2 separate regions of the Mus musculus genome follow, and region 1 is linked to region 2. The links are chromatin loops, found by intact Hi-C in ENCODE. Cell type or tissue: heart. All regions are shown on one strand.

Region 1 (8,000 bases), 83 kb before region 2:
TGGTCATTTTTTATGAGGACATGGTGGGGGTAGGAGGTGTACAAAAATGTAACATCTTCAATAAGGTGGAATTGCTAATAGTGTATCGTCTGCCTTCCTTGCCTGAGGTGGAGCAGAGCCATTTGTTTCATTTGTCATGGCTTAGCAACAGTGTGTCTGTTAATAACACTGTTCTCCAGATTTTGTTATGTTCCAGTTATATTTCAGGTACAATTATGTGAATGATGTATTAAGCACCCCCCCCCCAAAAGCTACAAACGGAGATTACATTTGTAATGTACCTACCAGTTTGGCAGGAGGTATGTTTTGGGGGCATACTGAATCAAATCCCTAAAGTTAACCGGCTCTTCCTTGCTGCTTAGAATTGGATAAGGACACAGAGATGGGTAGTGATGTCTGCAGTATGTTGTAGACATGTTGGTGGCTGATGTACGCCTTGATGAGCCTAGAGTTTTAAGACAGTCTCACTGTAGCCCACTATGACCTTGATCTCAAAATCTTGCCTCAACCTCCCAAGTCCTGGGAGTATAGGTGTGTAACTCCATACCTGGCTTGAACCTAGTGTTTTGATAAATAAGAAACAGGCTTCCGTGTTTCAGGGCGTGCACATTTTCTACAGAAAATACAAATGATGTACAGTTATGCTGGGAATTGGGGTGCTTAAAGAAAATGAATGTAATCAAGGTAAATTTGAATCCGGTTATTTAGGTCCATGAATGCTGGCAAAAGATGTGTGGACTTTTTGTGGAGAGCAGCTGCTAGAGACGTGAGTAGGGAGGAAGAGTTTTGTTAGTTGGAGAGGATTACTTTATAGCAGAATCCAAGATGGGTCGATCCCTTTGTGTACGGGAGAAAGCTTCAAATAGAAGGCTCAAGCTAGAAGAGTAGGGTAGATAGAGTAGACATTAGAGATGACAAGAGGTAAAGAATGTTTTTTGTGTGTCTGGTTAAGGAAGACAAAAGGCCACCAATATCCACCTGATTACATCATAAACTCATATAGACTTGATGTTTTTAGGAAGAAGTTAGAAGGAAGTCATGCTAAAATCAAGATCTTATAGAAGTTCTAAGATGGGGAGTTTTGGGGAAACCCTTGTGTTTGGAGAGTAAGAGGAAGCAGAGAAGGCAGAAGAGAATTATTTGAAGTAGAGACTTGGGGAGGTGAGGCAGCCTGGCTACCGATGAAGAACCTTCTGGAACACCAACCAGGAGAGCGAAAAAGAGAATCTCTGTTACACATTGCAGCACTGGTGCAGTGGCAGATAGAGGACTGGAAAAGACTAAAGAGAGAGGGAAGCTACAGGTTGTGAGCAGGACAACTCAGATGTGATGGCTCTTGGCATTGTTTTGACTCTCCCTGCCCCGATGATATCTCAGAGCACCAAGGATAAAGAAACCAGGGAGAAGGCCACTTACAGAGAATGATGTCATGAATGCCATGGCCACGGCAAGTGATGAGAAGACAGTGCAGCAATGTTTGAAGAGGAACATTCACTGTGACAAGTCTTTTTGGAGCCCAGAGCCTTGTGCATGTTTGGCAGTGCTGCTGAACTGGAGCCCAGCCCACATGGTCTTTCCTTTTACAATCAGCTCTGAGGACTCTCATTCTATGTTAGAATTGGGTGTTATCTTGCTCAGTTTGTTAGAATGTAAAAATAGGGAAGTGTGGCACCAAGGTGTTGAGGATTGGACTCCAGTCCCATGTAGAATTAGATCCCTTAAAGATCATGTTGACCTACATGGACTTTATTGGTGGTAGAGAAATGCCAGAACCTGTATGCCTTGCTGTTTTCAAATCTCCATATTGTGAGACTGTATTGTCTTGGAGTGGGGTCTTCAGGGGCCTTTGACTGGGATTCCCACAATAAAATATCAAGTAGAGGCACCATGTTTCACTGTTGTGGATCAGACCATATGATCTCTACCAGTTATGGCAAAGCTTATTCAGGCCTGACTTTGTCCTGTGATTGAAGAGCAACGCTTGAGCCCCGAGGTCTTAGCTTATGCCTGAGAGTTCATATGTTTCTCTCTGTTCTATCCTTGGCAGTATGGGTGTGCTGGCCTAGACTTGAAGACAAGAATGTCTTAAACTGCCACCCTCTGTTTAGACTGCTTAACATAGACATAAGTTTAAAAAGAAAAAAAAGTAATGAATTTTATTTGGAAGTTCTGTCTTTAAAGCTGGAGGGTCGGATTGCTTGGTTTTCAGAAGTGCTTGTCTTGTATGCAGGAAACCCTAGGCTTACATGTAAGTCAAGTGCTGTGTGTCTATCCAGTAGTGCTCAGGAGAGGCACATAGTCAACCTTAGCTGCATAGTGTGTTTGAAGCTGGACCTGGGATACATGAGTGCTGTCTCAAAAAATAATAATAATAATATCAGGTGGTGGTGGCTCATGCCAGTAATTCCAGCTGTCAGGGGACAGAGGTTCCCTGTGAGTTTGAGGCCAGCCTGGTCTTCTGAGGGGTTTCCAGGATAGCTAGACACAGTGAAAGCCTGTCTTGACCTGACACCACCCCTGAAAACAAGGGTTCTGAGTTTTGAGGTGGGACCACAGAGGGGAGGTGGGGGTATTTTACTGAGTTGTCTGTTTTTGAAAAACTGTGTTCAGAGACTAGGGCCTGGTGAGTAATTTATGTCTCCTAATTTTAGCTAGGCAGTTCTTTATTGTATATTTCCTTAAAGCTGGACTGTGATATCCTGTAGGCTGCTGGGTGTGGTAAGTGAACAACTACCTGTAATTCCAGCACTTGAGAGGCCGAGGCAGAAGGATTGCCAGTTCAAGGCCACCCTGGGCTCCATAATGAGACCTTGATGCTGGCAGATGATAGCTGAGTGATAATGGACTGTCTCAGCAGCTGAGGTCCTACATCCTGGTTCTAAGTTTATTGTACTGGGGAGACTTGTACTTCCTAGCTTACTGCCAGAAGACTCATCTTTGCTACATCCAGGGCTCTGCTAAAACTGTTGGGAAGATGCTGCAGATGTGACTTGTGGAGTTCAGTCTTTGTGGTGGTGCTCCTTCCACATGTGACAGGATGAGTTGGAGGTAATGTCAGTTTAAGCAGCGTGTCTTTCAACATGCCCTCCAGTTTAATAAAACTGAGTAGCAAGTAGAGTAAAAAGCTGTTGAGGGTGGCTTTATGCTTGTCTTTTTCCTTTCAGTATCTTAGGGTTTTTTGGTTGAAAGATAATTTAGAATATCAGAACCTTACGGGTTGTTAAGCATAAATAATACAATTTTAAAGAATGAATTCAGTTTATTGAGTGTGGTAGGTAGTTGGCGCTTACAGTTCTTCCTTATCATGCCAGAGGCCGAGCCACACGGTTGTCAGGCTCCTGGCCAATCTGCGATACTTGGTTTGGACCCTCTCTCAAAGATCAAAGAAGCAAAAGGATGAGTTTCATTTCTAACCATATGACCAGTGATGATAGTAACTCATTGCTCAGGGGTCTGGTGTGCTGTCTTGGACTCCTTGCAGCTCTGATAAAAGAAGGGTCGTGCCTGCTTACAGAGTAAGAAACCGAGGCTGAGAAGTTAGTGATTTGCTCAAGGTCATAAAGATAGTAGAAGTCAACTCCAAGTCATATATCCATCTTGTCATTTGTCCTCATCGTGTCTGGGTCTGTAAAGTATCCCAGTCAATGAGAGAAACGCAAGCAGTGTTTCTTGATGCTGGGGTGGGGTGGGAATGACCCCTTCATTTTTCTTTTGCGTAGCTTCTGAGAGAAGAGCCAATCTTGTTATGGACAGTTGTGTCTTCCATTGATGAAGTCTTAGGTTTGCCCAAATGCCTGGTAAATTTTCGTTCTAAAATTAATACTGAATATTAGCACACAATTTCTAAAATGATAACTAGTTTGGGAGTGGCCACATAGATCTGTCACCAGCACTTAGCATATGGAAATAAGATCGCAAGTTCAGGGCTAGTATGGGGTATATGGTAAGAACCTATTTCAAAGACATCTTATTAAGACTGGAAAGAAAGCTGAGCAGTGGTGGCATATGCTTTTAATCCCAGCACTCATGAGGCAGAGAGACAGGACAGGAGGCTCTCTGAGTGCCAGGGCAGCCTGGTCTACAGAGCAAGTTCCAGGATGGCCAGGGCAATGTCACATAGAAACACTGTCTTCGGGAGGGAGGAAAAAGATTTGAAAGAAATAGAAGCATTCATGAATTGCTGCTGATTCATGCTGATCTGACCTCTAGGTGGTGCAGTAGCACCAGTTGCTTCCTGCTACTCTGAACTGAACCCCAAACTTCAAACTCACTGACATGTAAGAGACTAGTATGAATTATAAGTAGAGACAGGCTTTTGAGAACAACAGGCTCGTTAAAAACCTGTAAACAGCAGACACTTAAGTAATGCTTGCTAACTGGAATACTAGTAATCTAAAGTGTGTCTGCAGGGTTGGAATTGGGAAGAGATTGGTCATCAGGCATTGTAGAAGTTCTCCCTGTTTTTAGACATGGGAGGTTGCTAGCTTGGCAGTGTAAGGAGGATCCAGATACTCTGTCCTGGGTTTGGGTGGACAGAGTAACCTACTGAGAGATGTCATAAGTCATTTTTGGTACATTGTTGCTAAGAGGGACCATTGGCTTAGTTACAGTTTAGCCAGCAAGCTTCATGCAGGAGTGTGAGGCAGTCCAACTAGGGCTACAAAGATGTTTTTGAAATTAAATTAAATTAAATCATAGTTTTCTAGAGCACAGTTTTCTTGCTCCTTGATCATACGCAAGTTTGTAAGGAATGCTAGGAAAGAAATCTTTCAGAAAGACCAAGGTTGCTGGAGGAAGTAGAAGATAGACTGGTTCTCAGTTGACAAGCTACAACCAGAAATAAAACTAGCGGTGGTGACAAAACCCTGTCTCAAAAACAAAGTAAAATGAAACATCCTATAAAAACTGTCATCTCCCTCTAACCACCAAAACACCAGCAGGAGATGCCTTCCGCTCAGTGTCAGTGCACCTGTTTGATCCCAGCACTTGGGAAGTGGAGGCCTGCAGATCTCTTTGAGTTCAAGGACAGCCTGGTTGAAAGAGGGAGTTTAAAGGCAGCCAGGGCTACACAGAGAAACCCTGTCTTGAAAAAAACAAACAAGGCAATTCTGCCTGTCCATCAGCCAGTAGTAGTAGCCAGTGCCCGTTTGTGGTTTCCTTTGAGAGTTTTTATTACATGGGTATAAATGACTCTGTATAAAAGTATAATGTGTACTTCCAAAATTAATATTTCCCAAAGATGGTTTGTGTCTGTATGATGTGGGCCCATTTTGTATGTGTGTGGTTGTTTGTTACTGTGTTTTTTTAAGATGTTATATATTTTTGAGCAGCTGATTTTTGTTGCCTTACCCCAACAAAATAATTAATGTGCAGTTGTCAGGGCTGATGATCTTTGTGGGGTTGTTAGTTTTTATTTAACAGGGGTAAGTGGGACGAGGAGGTGTTTGAGTCATATATGATAATGGTGCTGGTGGTGCAGTTCCAAGCCATACCAGCTTTGCCAGAGGCAGCGAGCGAGGCAGGCTTTCCAAGCACCAGCACTTTTACTTAGAAGCTAGAAGAGAGCTCGCAGTTGAGCAGTCTGGGCAGCTTGGTCCTTTCTCCGTTGTAGAAGGGGAACACCAGGAGCTTAGTGTTGGTGCTACAAGGGAAAACCTCAGGGACGATTTGATTTATGCTTACTGAGTGTGACCCACTCCTACAAATCTGTCTCTTTCTCTCTCTCTCTCTCTCTTTCTCTCTCTCTTTTTTTTTCAATAAGAATGAAGCCAAGAAAAATTAAAGAAGATGATGCTCCAAGAACAATAGCTTGCCCTCATAAAGTAAGTAATGCGAGGGGAGTGTGGTTAGACCTCTGCTCAGGCTGCAGACAGGGTGTATATAAGGAGTGTGCCCTTTGAGTTCCACTTTTGTAACTGAAACAAAGTAAGCAATTAGGGCTTTGGGATTATAAACACGGTCTTCATTTTGTTTGTTAGTAAAGGACACTTAAGATATGTTAAATGGGGCTGCTATAGGGGCCAGTGTTCTTACTCCTGTATATTGACTGTACTGTGTTAGGACTATTTCTTTTTGGACCATTAACAAGTCAAGTCTTAAGACCTTGGGTTGTACTTAACCCACAAGTCTTTATGAGACTCTAAGCTTATAACTGAAACTTGGAAATTACTTTGGATATTGTTAGAATAGACTAAATAAAGACTTGGTAATTTCCCTCAGTTTTCTTTTTACTCTGTTAATTGTGCTACTAGAAGGGTGCATAACTGTTTTCAAATGCAGCTGGTTTTTTAAAGTAAAAAGGGGTGGCTCAAAAGTATTTTGAGGTGCTAAGGGTGGTGGTCAGCTTTCAGATTGAACGGGGAAAAGATGTGGATGCTGAGAAACAAGGCAGAAGAAACCAAGAATGGAATAAAGAATTTCCAAAAATAGCAGTTGCAGAGTAAATATACTTGATATAAAGGCTGTGCACCCCAGTCTCTGTACTGCTTGTAGATGCTTATGGTGTGGAGGTATGGAATGCATGTGGCTGTTATCTAAACCACAATTAGGACGCATTTGAAAACCGTTATGCCATGCGTGCCGGGGTCTCTGTGCTGCTCTGTGTAAATGGGAGCTGAAGTTAGAGGTCAAGGTGGAAAACTGGCTTTCCCCTCCCTCCCTTTTGCCTGTGAAGCTGTCTAGTGGTGACCTGTGCTGTCCTTCTGTCATGCTGTCTCACCATTTCCCCACTCACTCCATCATGGGCAACAACTGCAGAAGAAATTGTTGAGGACATGCTGCTCTCGGGCACCACACATCCATCTGCCTCCCCCGCACTGGTATCGCTTTGCCTGCCTCTTCCTTTTCCTGGTGTCTCACCAAATAAATTTCTTCTGTAGTTGCCATTCCTTGGAGACCCTCTTGCTTCTTTCTCTGTCAAGAAGGGGAAAGAGGCAAAGAGAGAAGAGGGAACAGTAGGCGATGGAGAATGACAGCCCATTGTTGCAGCACAGAATACGGGGCCCACCAAAGGTAGTGGTGGACTACCGTCATTTTAACTCCGTTTATTTCTCAGTGCTTCTGTTACTTCATCTGGGGGCTGTAGCTGGGTGAGGCGGCTGTGGTGTAGCTGGAAGCCGGGATGCTGGGTTCTACTCCCAGCTTGGCTGGCTACTACTAGTAGTGTGACCTTGGGCAAGTCTACTTCAGTACATCTCTAAGCCTCAGTTTCCTCATCTGTAAAGCACGGGTTTGCAATACAAAATAAGAATAAGGCCTTCTTTTCAGCTGTCTGATTTTTTAATTTTTTTATTTATGTCTTAAATAGCTTAATGTTCTGTAATGCTAAGTAAAGTTAAAGGGGGTGCTGGGGAGGTTGTTTTGCTCTAAACATCAGTAAAGGCTGTGCAGTGATTGGGTCCTTTCTCAGTTTGCATTGTGAACCACTAAGCTTCTCTCTCTGTTTTAAGGGCTGCACAAAGATGTTCAGGGATAACTCTGCTATGAGAAAGCATCTGCACACCCACGGTCCCAGAGTCCACGTCTGTGCAGAGTGTGGCAAAGCGTTCGTTGAGAGCTCAAAGCTAAAACGACACCAGCTGGTTCATACTGGAGAAAAGCCCTTTCAGGTAGAGCCAGTACCTGTTCCCCACACTGAAAGCTAGGGTGCTGGGCAGGGTGGTGATATCAAGTACCATGGGGCGCCTGTGGGGGCATCTTATTCCCACTCCCACTTCCATAGCTCTCTGAAGGTCTGCTTGGGTTCCTGGTTACTTACTGCATGTGACTGCAGGTGTTACATACTAGGGGATGGGAGTATCTGTCGGGAGAAACAGGGTAATGTGAGTGAGAGAACCCCGCACTAAATTCCTAGCATGTTTACAGAGACTCAGAGATTGTATGTTTGGTAGTGAGTAGTGTGTTGAATTACTGAGAGAGTGCTCATAAGCACTGTTGGCTACATCTCCAGGGGACACTTGGTGCTGCTTATAGAAAAATCAAGTGAGTCTGTGACAGTTGGC
Region 2 (8,000 bases):
TCAGCCACTGTCCCCCACCTACCTACCTCTCAGTCAGATGCACAGTGGAGATGCCATTTATTTGTATTTATCCATTGGTTAAATTTGTTCAACACCACCATTTTCATACAAGTCAATGAACTCACAATACCCAAACTAGGACGGGATAGCAGCCACTGAGAATCATCTCACCTGATTCCCAGAAAGGGAAGTTTGGTGAGGGACTGACTTGAAGAACAAGGCCTTATGGCCTAGCAGCGGGAACAATGTTGAAGCCAGGGAGTAAGGAGACTCCTAGTTCCTTCTTTTCTATGGACATATTTGCTTGGATCAGATGAGAGAAATGAGTGTAATAAAGATGACTTCTAAACACAAAGGGTTAAGCGATTTCCCCAGTGTCTCAGAAGAGCAAGCTGCAACTGTACATCCTGTTAGCCCAGGGAAGCCACAAAAAGTTGCCTGAGGTTCAATCCAGAGAAGTCAGACTCTAGTGTCAGAGTCTCAGTGTCAGACTCTAGTGTCAGAGTCTCTAGTGTCAGAGCCTCAATCATGGCTCTCAGAGTCCTGCTCTCCTTCCTCCTGTCCAGGAATGCTTCCCTCCCACCCCGCTTTGTCTGGGCTCTGCTATCTCTGAGAGTCAACCTCAGCTTTTCACAGCCATTACCAACCGCAGGCCTGGGACTCTGGAACATGTCGTACTTTGTTGTAGCACTTCCTCTGCTGTAGAGTTGATAGAATTGTAATTCGTGAAAACCAGCATATATTTCTGCTATTTACTATGAGTGACTCTCCTGAATCAGTAAGTGCCTCCTCCTCTAGGCTGTTCTCTTATCTTCTTTGTAAGTGCAGGTTTTAGCTGGACGTGGTGGTTGGTGCACGACTCCAAATCTGCTGAATAGGGGGACTGGTAAATTTTAGGCTAGCCTGGGCTACAGAAAGTAGCCCAGAATTATATAGTAAGAGCTTGTTGTGACATCCCCACCCTCTCAAAAAAGAAAAAAAAAAATAAAACAAACCTCCTCCAAACCCAGCAAATATAAAAAATACCAGTGTTTGTTCTAGTTGATAACTGAGTCAGTCGGATCTAAGGTTATCTCTGGTTTAATGCTCTGGCACTGAGTCATACCTTCTAAGATCTGGGGAGAGCCAGGAAGACTGCCTTGGGTCTCCTCTAGGTCTCAGACCTTTAGTTTCTTTGCCCACTGTAACATCTGCCCTGTTCTGGTTACCTCTGTACTTGCCTTTGTTTACCCCACTTCTCCACAAATGTGGGGCTCTGCAAAGACTGTAATCAGCTGTGGTCAGAATTGCACTCAACTCCTAGAAAAAGTGCCGGGGAGAATGAGTGAGTGAGCCTGGGACAGCTACTCTCTTTCTATTGCAACAGGGATGGCAGCTGCTGTAATCAGCTAGGGAACCGGATCTGCATTCAGGACCCACGTTGTAGGGGAGCACCTATCTCTTCAGTATTAGAACTCTGACTTGGAAGAGGCATATAAACTAATCAGACAGAGGAAACAACACTCGAAATCTGTTTTCCTGGTTGCTCATGCATGGTCACCATTTAAATCTCGTGTGTGTGTGTGTGTGTGTGTGTGTGTGTGTGTGTGTGTGTGTGTATGTGAGTGCATTAGGAAGAGAGTGAGGGAGACCAAGAGAATGAGAGGCAATTTCTTGAATGAATATTCTAGGAATGGTTGAGGCAAAGAAAACAGAGCTACCATCTTCCTGCCTTCACGCAGTTACACACTTACCTCTGGATTGTATGAAGAGCTCTCCCATCCTCTATTTTTGTTTGCTAACCTTTAGAATTCAGCTTAACTTCAGAGGTGCTTAGCTAGGAATTCTTGAACCTCTTAAAGTATATCAATATTTGCATATTCACTCGATGAATGGATATAAGAATCGCTCAGGTTTACCATCTTTATGAAGGAATCCAAGATGCCAAAAGGTTAAAGATCACTGTCTTGAGGACTTACCATATCAGCTCTAGATGGGAGGTTGTCTCTTTATTAAGGAAATGCTATCTAACCCACTACTAATACAATATGGAAGAAAGAAAGAGGTTATAACCAGGAAGTTATCTATTATCCCCTGTAACAAAAGCACTGGGATTGTAAGAAGTCAAACCGCCTATTCCAGAGCACTCACAGCAGGCCTCTGACGAGAAGCCTACAAAGGCTCCTCCACCCGTAACTCTCCTTTGCAGGCCTTTTAATCTATGGCTCATTTGGAAAAATAGCACTGTTCTAGATGACACAGTAGTCTTGTAAAGAAAGGGGGCCCATTATCTGTGAGCATATAGGAAAGAGAAGGATTTAGACCATAAGGAAACCATCACAGGGAAGACACACAGTCTCTGCAGCCTGAGGGAAGAAAGCAACACGATTTTAGGGGCAGCTTGGAAAGAAGGTGGCCTAGGAAACTTTCTAGATACCTTGGAACTGTAGTCTCAAAGAGTAGATAACAATAGTTGCAGATTGACATGATCGCAGAAGACAAAACTTGGGGATAGATGATGGTGGTCTAGTTAATGAAAGGTTATTTTCCCAACTAAAGGCATTGGAGATTGAACCCAGAGCCTGGAACATGCCAAGTTAGCCTTTTAACAGTTGAACTACAAGCCGAGCCCTATGAATACTACCTTAAAAGAGAAAGACACTAATTTACAAAGACAGACATTACAGACTCTGTTGTCACAATAAGAATGTCAACGTATTCAGACACTGACCACTTAAGGAGGCCAGATCAACCGGAGCTTTGAAGATGCTGAAGGGCAAGCTCTGAATGCAAACAGGTCACTGGGCACCCACCACATCTACTCAAAACCAGGGCATCACCTGAACCTGAGTCAACTAGATGAAATACATGCACAACATCCCAATCCAGACACACACCCTCCTCAAGTCTTCAATGCTCTCATATGAGGTAGGTGACCCAAACCAAACCACTGCAACAACAGAAAACACGCTGCTAGCCTAGCAGAGAAGGCAATACGTACCCTGGCTGTGTAGTCCAAGGGTGCTCAAGCTGGACAGCTGAACATATGAGACTGCCCAGCCAGGGTGGAGGTCTTTAATACTCTCCTCTTCCCCTTTCAGTTTCTTTGTTTGTTTCTTTTTTTTTTTCTTTTTTTTTTAGAAGAGACTATTGTTTTTCTTATCTGCTTTGCCACACCCTTTCAGTTTCACTTACTGAGGGGTTTCCTAGAAATCACTCAGGTTCCCAAAAGCATTTGAGCCATTTGCCCAGCTTTCTTCAAGAGCAAGTCCAGCCACTGGCTAGCTACTTGGGCCGTGGGAGGAGGCGGCTGAGGCCAACCAAACTCTCAAGAGCCCGGAGCTACTTGTCATTGCATTGCATCAGCTGTCCCTTTCTTCAGGTTGACCGCCATATGACCTCCCCACCCTCTTCCTTTCCCGCCCCCACAGCATCATTGCAATTGTGTGTAGTGTAGCGACAAATAGGACGGGCATATCGCTTTGTACATCACTGCCTTCCCGAAGCAGCCTTGCTCTGAAGTTGTGCACTGCAGCGGAAAGATAGGCTTTTAATGTTGGACATAGAGCTTGGTGTGCTATCATAAAACCGTGGGCAAGTAGCGTTCCTTCTCTGCTTCTCTTTAGGATTCCTCATCTGTGAAACGGGCACCAGGGGCTTTACAAACACTTCGTACAGGGCAAAGAGATCCTACAGGGCAAAGCCCAGGCGGTGGGAAACGATGACAGGCTGGGTGGGCGGCGCCGCCGCAGCCTCCCGGTCCCTCGTGGTACAGGTGCCCAGAGAACAGACAGCCCGGTTCCGAGCTGGATCCTCGGGGCGCGGCGCCGGGGCGTCAACCGAAGGCCCCGGCGCCACCTCGGCATCCCTCCCTCGCTCCCGGCGCAGTGACCACCCCCTCCTCACTTACCGGCGGCCCCCACTTCGGCCCCACCAGTCAGCACCCCCAAGTTCAGCCACCGGTACCTCTTGGGCGTCCGTGGAAACACCAGCCGGCTGGAATAACTTCCGGTCTCGGCATGCCGCTATTGGCTGTCCAGGCAGAGGAGGGCAGAGACCATCTCCGATTGGCTGAAATTGCTGGCGTCGTGGTGGAACGCGACTGGGCGGCCCGAGTGCTGGCCGGACCGTTGTAGGGGTGGACCAAGAGCTTCCGTGTGTGTGTGTGTGTGGTGAGCGGCGGGCCCGGGAGGGAGGGGGCCGGGATGTGGCGGCCGCATGCTTCTCGCTTCTTAGCGCCGGGCTCAGCTCGCCGCTTGCCTTCCTGTTCTTCCCGTTCATTCCTAGAGTGCTGTGCTCTGAACTCTTTACCCATTAGTGTTGACAGCTTGGCTAACTTACTCATCCTTCAAAACCCGTGTCTGTTTTTTGTTTCCCATCCTGTATCCATGGCCTCTGGGGCAAGATCCGTGTGAATTTCTACCCACATCAGATCTATCATAGTGCCTAACACAGAGTAGGAAACTAGGACCCGTGTGTTGAACGGGAAAATTCTGTCTTTAACTTTCCCAGTTCCCTGCCCCATCACCTTGCTGTCTGCAAATTCATCCAGATTGAGGCTTCTTGGACAGTGAGCTAAGCACACAGGACACCCTGCCCCATGTATCCGTGCTCCCTTTAGCTTTTCAGTATTCGACTTCAGTCCTCAGTCCTCTTTTTCCCCCATTTAGCCTCTTCCTCTTGGTTTCACCTCCCCCCCCCCCCCTTTCTCATGGCATTTTTTGGACTTGGGTACAAGATGGCTACCATCATCTCCTAAACGGTGTGCATCTCTCTCAGCCGTCTCCCTTCATATATGTTTTCTTGACTCACCCTTGACTCCTCTTCATTGGTATTGGTTCTGTTTTAGTCACAGTATTGTGAACACCTTAGTTCCCTCAACCTCTTCAGAGCGTCACACTGGTGTAGTCTCTCTGAGACCTGTCTCAGCTCCAGAAAAAGATGCAGTCTTGGGCCCAGCTACCCTGTATCCTTTTCCTTTTGAGTTCACAAGTCCACGACATCGTCTGGCTCACGAGTCAGGGATGTTTTTGTCTTTCTATGGCTTGGGAGTGTGATGAATGAAGGACATCATTTACTGTTTTGCCTACTGTGGCAGATGTTGAGTGAGAGAATGAAATCTATGTGTGGTGCATCTGGTGTCCAGTCCCTTGCTGTCGTTCATTTTCTATCCCCTGTGGAGCTGATGAGCCACACTGTCCTCAGATCTGCTATAGGCCTCTTTTGTGAGTCTACCCTGCAGATAACCGTGTAGCTTAAAACCCAGGCTGTGACCGAGCTCTATATAGTATGGTGGTGGGAATCAGATGGGTTTCATTTGAGGAACCAGGAGATTGGCCTCAACTCCCTGCTGAATATGTAGAGATCAAATTATTTGCAGAGCATGGGTCTATCTCTGTGTGGTTAGTCTCTAGTGGGATCTTAGTTTGGTTGGAGAGTGGAAAGCTGGTTTTAGAAGTCCTTTTTCGAAGATGTTTCTAAATGTGGACATTGTTACCTGCCTGGATTCAGCTGCTGGTAGGAATGATAGCTACAGGCATTGGATGATGAGCAGACTTGTATGGCAGTGGGATTCTTAGGGCAAATAATGCCATTAGGGGACAGATGTGGAAGGCTTTGAGTGGAATTTTGGAGCCCAGTGTGTGATCTGACATGGTGATATATACTTGTAATGCCAGCACTCTGAAGGCTGAGGCAGGAAGACTGGACTAAGACCAGCCTGGCTTACATAGTGAGTACTTGTAATGGGCTAGGGAGGTTCATCTGTTAAAGACACTTGTTTTGAAATCATGAAGACCAAAGTTTGGATCCCAGCACCCATGTAACAAGCCATTTCACACTTGCTTGTAACTCAACCTGTAAGAGGTCACAGACAGACTATGTCTCGAATAGATAGAAAGTGAAACAGCACAGGACTCCATCTTCTGGCCTCCTTGTATTTAGGAGAACAGGTTTGCACATTCGCATAGGCATGCATACACTTACACAGCAAACACACAAGCATAAAAAAAGAAGCGGGCTAGCTGGTCCATGGCCCAGGCTTGCACTTTGTCCCACTCCACCCTCTGCTGGCTGAGATATGCTCAGCATCCTTATTTTCTTTCTGTCTGTACTCACAGAATTAATACTGAGTTTTAGACCAAAGCAATTCTTACTGAGAACTAGCTGATAGAAATTTGTGAATGCTCAGAATTCCAGGAAAAACTTTTGAATGGAAATTTAGTACCCTGTGAACCTATGCATTTGGGGTGAAACAAACAGATTTGGATGCCATGTTTAGAATTGCTCTTGCCACAGTTGGGTTGACTGGTGACTTAGGACCCAACCTGGGCTTTGTACGTGCCCGGGCAGTACTCTGCAGTTGCTCTGTTTCTCTGGACACGGATTTTTTCTTTTTTTTTGTTTGTTTGTTTTTAGAGACAGGGTTTCTCTGTGTGACCCTGGCTGTCCTTGAACTCACTCTGCAGATCAGGCTGCCTCGAATTCAGAAATCCACCTGTCTCTGCCTCCTGAGTGCTGGGATTATAGGTGTACATCATCATCTCCAGGCTGAGGTTGTTTGTTTTTAAAGACTGGGTCTTGCCTAGGTATCCCAGGGTGTCCTTGAAGTCATAATCCTCCTGCCTCAGCATCACGAATGCTAGGCTCAAAGGTGGGTGCTGCCATACCCAGGTCCCTCTTGCCCTCGTGCTCTTTTTCTACATTCTCTTTTTTCTTCTCTTCTGCTTTGCAGTGCGGAGGGGCAAACCCAGAACCTTGCATGTGTTGACAAGAATTCTGTCAGCGAGCTTTAGCCCCAGCCCCACAGAGGTTTCCATTTAAAAAATTATCTGTAAAACCAGGAAGTGGAGGCCCAGGCCTTTAATCCCAGCACTAAGGAAGCAGAGGCAGAAGGATCTCGGTAAGTGTGAGGTCAGCCTGGTCTACAGAGCAAGTTCTAGGATAGCTGCAGCTACCCAGAGAAACCCTGTCTGAACACACACACACACACACACACACACACACACACACACACACACAGTAACTAATTATTTCTATTTAGTAGGAGACCCATTTTTTTTTTACTATTACTTGGGTTTTTATATATTATGTAATATTTAAATTAGGGTTAACATACATACCTTGTCAAATATCATTCCCCCCCCCTTTTTTTTTAAAAAACAAACAAACAAACAAACAAACCTTTTATTGTATACATAACTGGGAGACAGCATGCGTCTTAAGGCTCACATGCTGAGGTCAAGGGAAATTTTTCATGAGTTGGTTTTTCTCTTTCCACTGTGTAGGTTCCAGGGACTGAGCTTAGGTGTGATGACGAGTGCCTTTAATCCACCGAGTCATCTTGCAGCCCAAACTATATTTTTTAGTTTCCCCTTTTAAAAAGGTATGTTTCCTATTTTTAATTGCGCGCATGCACCTATCGTTGGTGTGTGAGCTTGTACATGCGAATGCAGGTAGTCATGGAGCTCAGAACAGGGCATTGGATCCTCAGGAGCCAGGACTGCTGTGGCTGTGAGCTGCCCAGGGTGGGTCCTCTGGGAGAGCAGTACACGCTGCTAATCACTGAGCTACCTTTCCTGCGCCAAACATAATTTCTCTATGTTGAAATATCTGAAATCCTTTTCTATTCTGTATGTGTTTGTGCTTGTGGAGTTTGACGTCTTTGAGCTTCAAGGGGACATCCTGCCCCGAAGTGCAGAACGACTCGCGTTATTAACGGTTGCTAACTCTAGATCTTGTTTACTTCTAGGAAGTCACCTTTGTGTGACTGTATGGCCTCGCTGGTGGCATATGATGATTCTGACTCCGAGACCGAGGCTGACCCTGCCAGAAGTGGGGACGCTGCAGGTCAGATAAGTGACGCCTCTGGTATGAGCAGGCCGTCTGGGATGGGGTTTGCATCTAGCACAGTGGGCGTGACCAAAGAGGGGGCACAGCACACAGGGAACTCTCCTAATGAAGACCCAGGGATGCAACGTCTGCCGCTGGCTCGGCTCTGGAGAAGTGACCCTGGGTCTTGT

The links. Hi-C counts contacts between places; a loop is a spot of excess contacts. Peaks named below come from ENCODE experiments on the same cell type or tissue, not always from the same donor. Only the 100,000 strongest peaks of a DNase experiment are listed, where the experiment ranks them.
Region 1: a loop joins it to region 2, with 2.6 times the contacts of the local background. A loop is called at or near these places in 14 of 42 quality-filtered maps.

Annotation. Positions count from the first base shown.
Region 1 is chr12:108,807,158-108,815,157 of GRCm38, forward strand. It overlaps Yy1 (YY1 transcription factor), which reads left to right. Exons shown (of 5, transcript NM_009537.4): 3 at 5,762-5,822; 4 at 7,449-7,607. Among named protein-coding and RNA genes, the nearest start is that of Yy1, 18 kb to the left of the region's middle. In heart, a CTCF peak has its summit at 4,210 (motif pointing right); no DNase peak of the experiment used is centred here.
Region 2 is chr12:108,890,180-108,898,179 of GRCm38, forward strand. Wars (tryptophanyl-tRNA synthetase) reads right to left here and starts at 3,995. Exons shown (of 10, transcript NM_001164314.1): 1 at 3,890-3,995. It overlaps Wdr25 (WD repeat domain 25), which reads left to right and starts at 4,093. Exons shown (of 7, transcript NM_177602.3): 1 at 4,093-4,134; 2 at 7,730-8,000. The coding sequence starts at 7,752. In heart, a CTCF peak has its summit at 6,050 (motif pointing left); DNase peaks (open chromatin) are centred at 3,362 and 4,042; H3K4me3 peaks cover 2,300 bases; H3K27ac peaks cover 1,537 bases.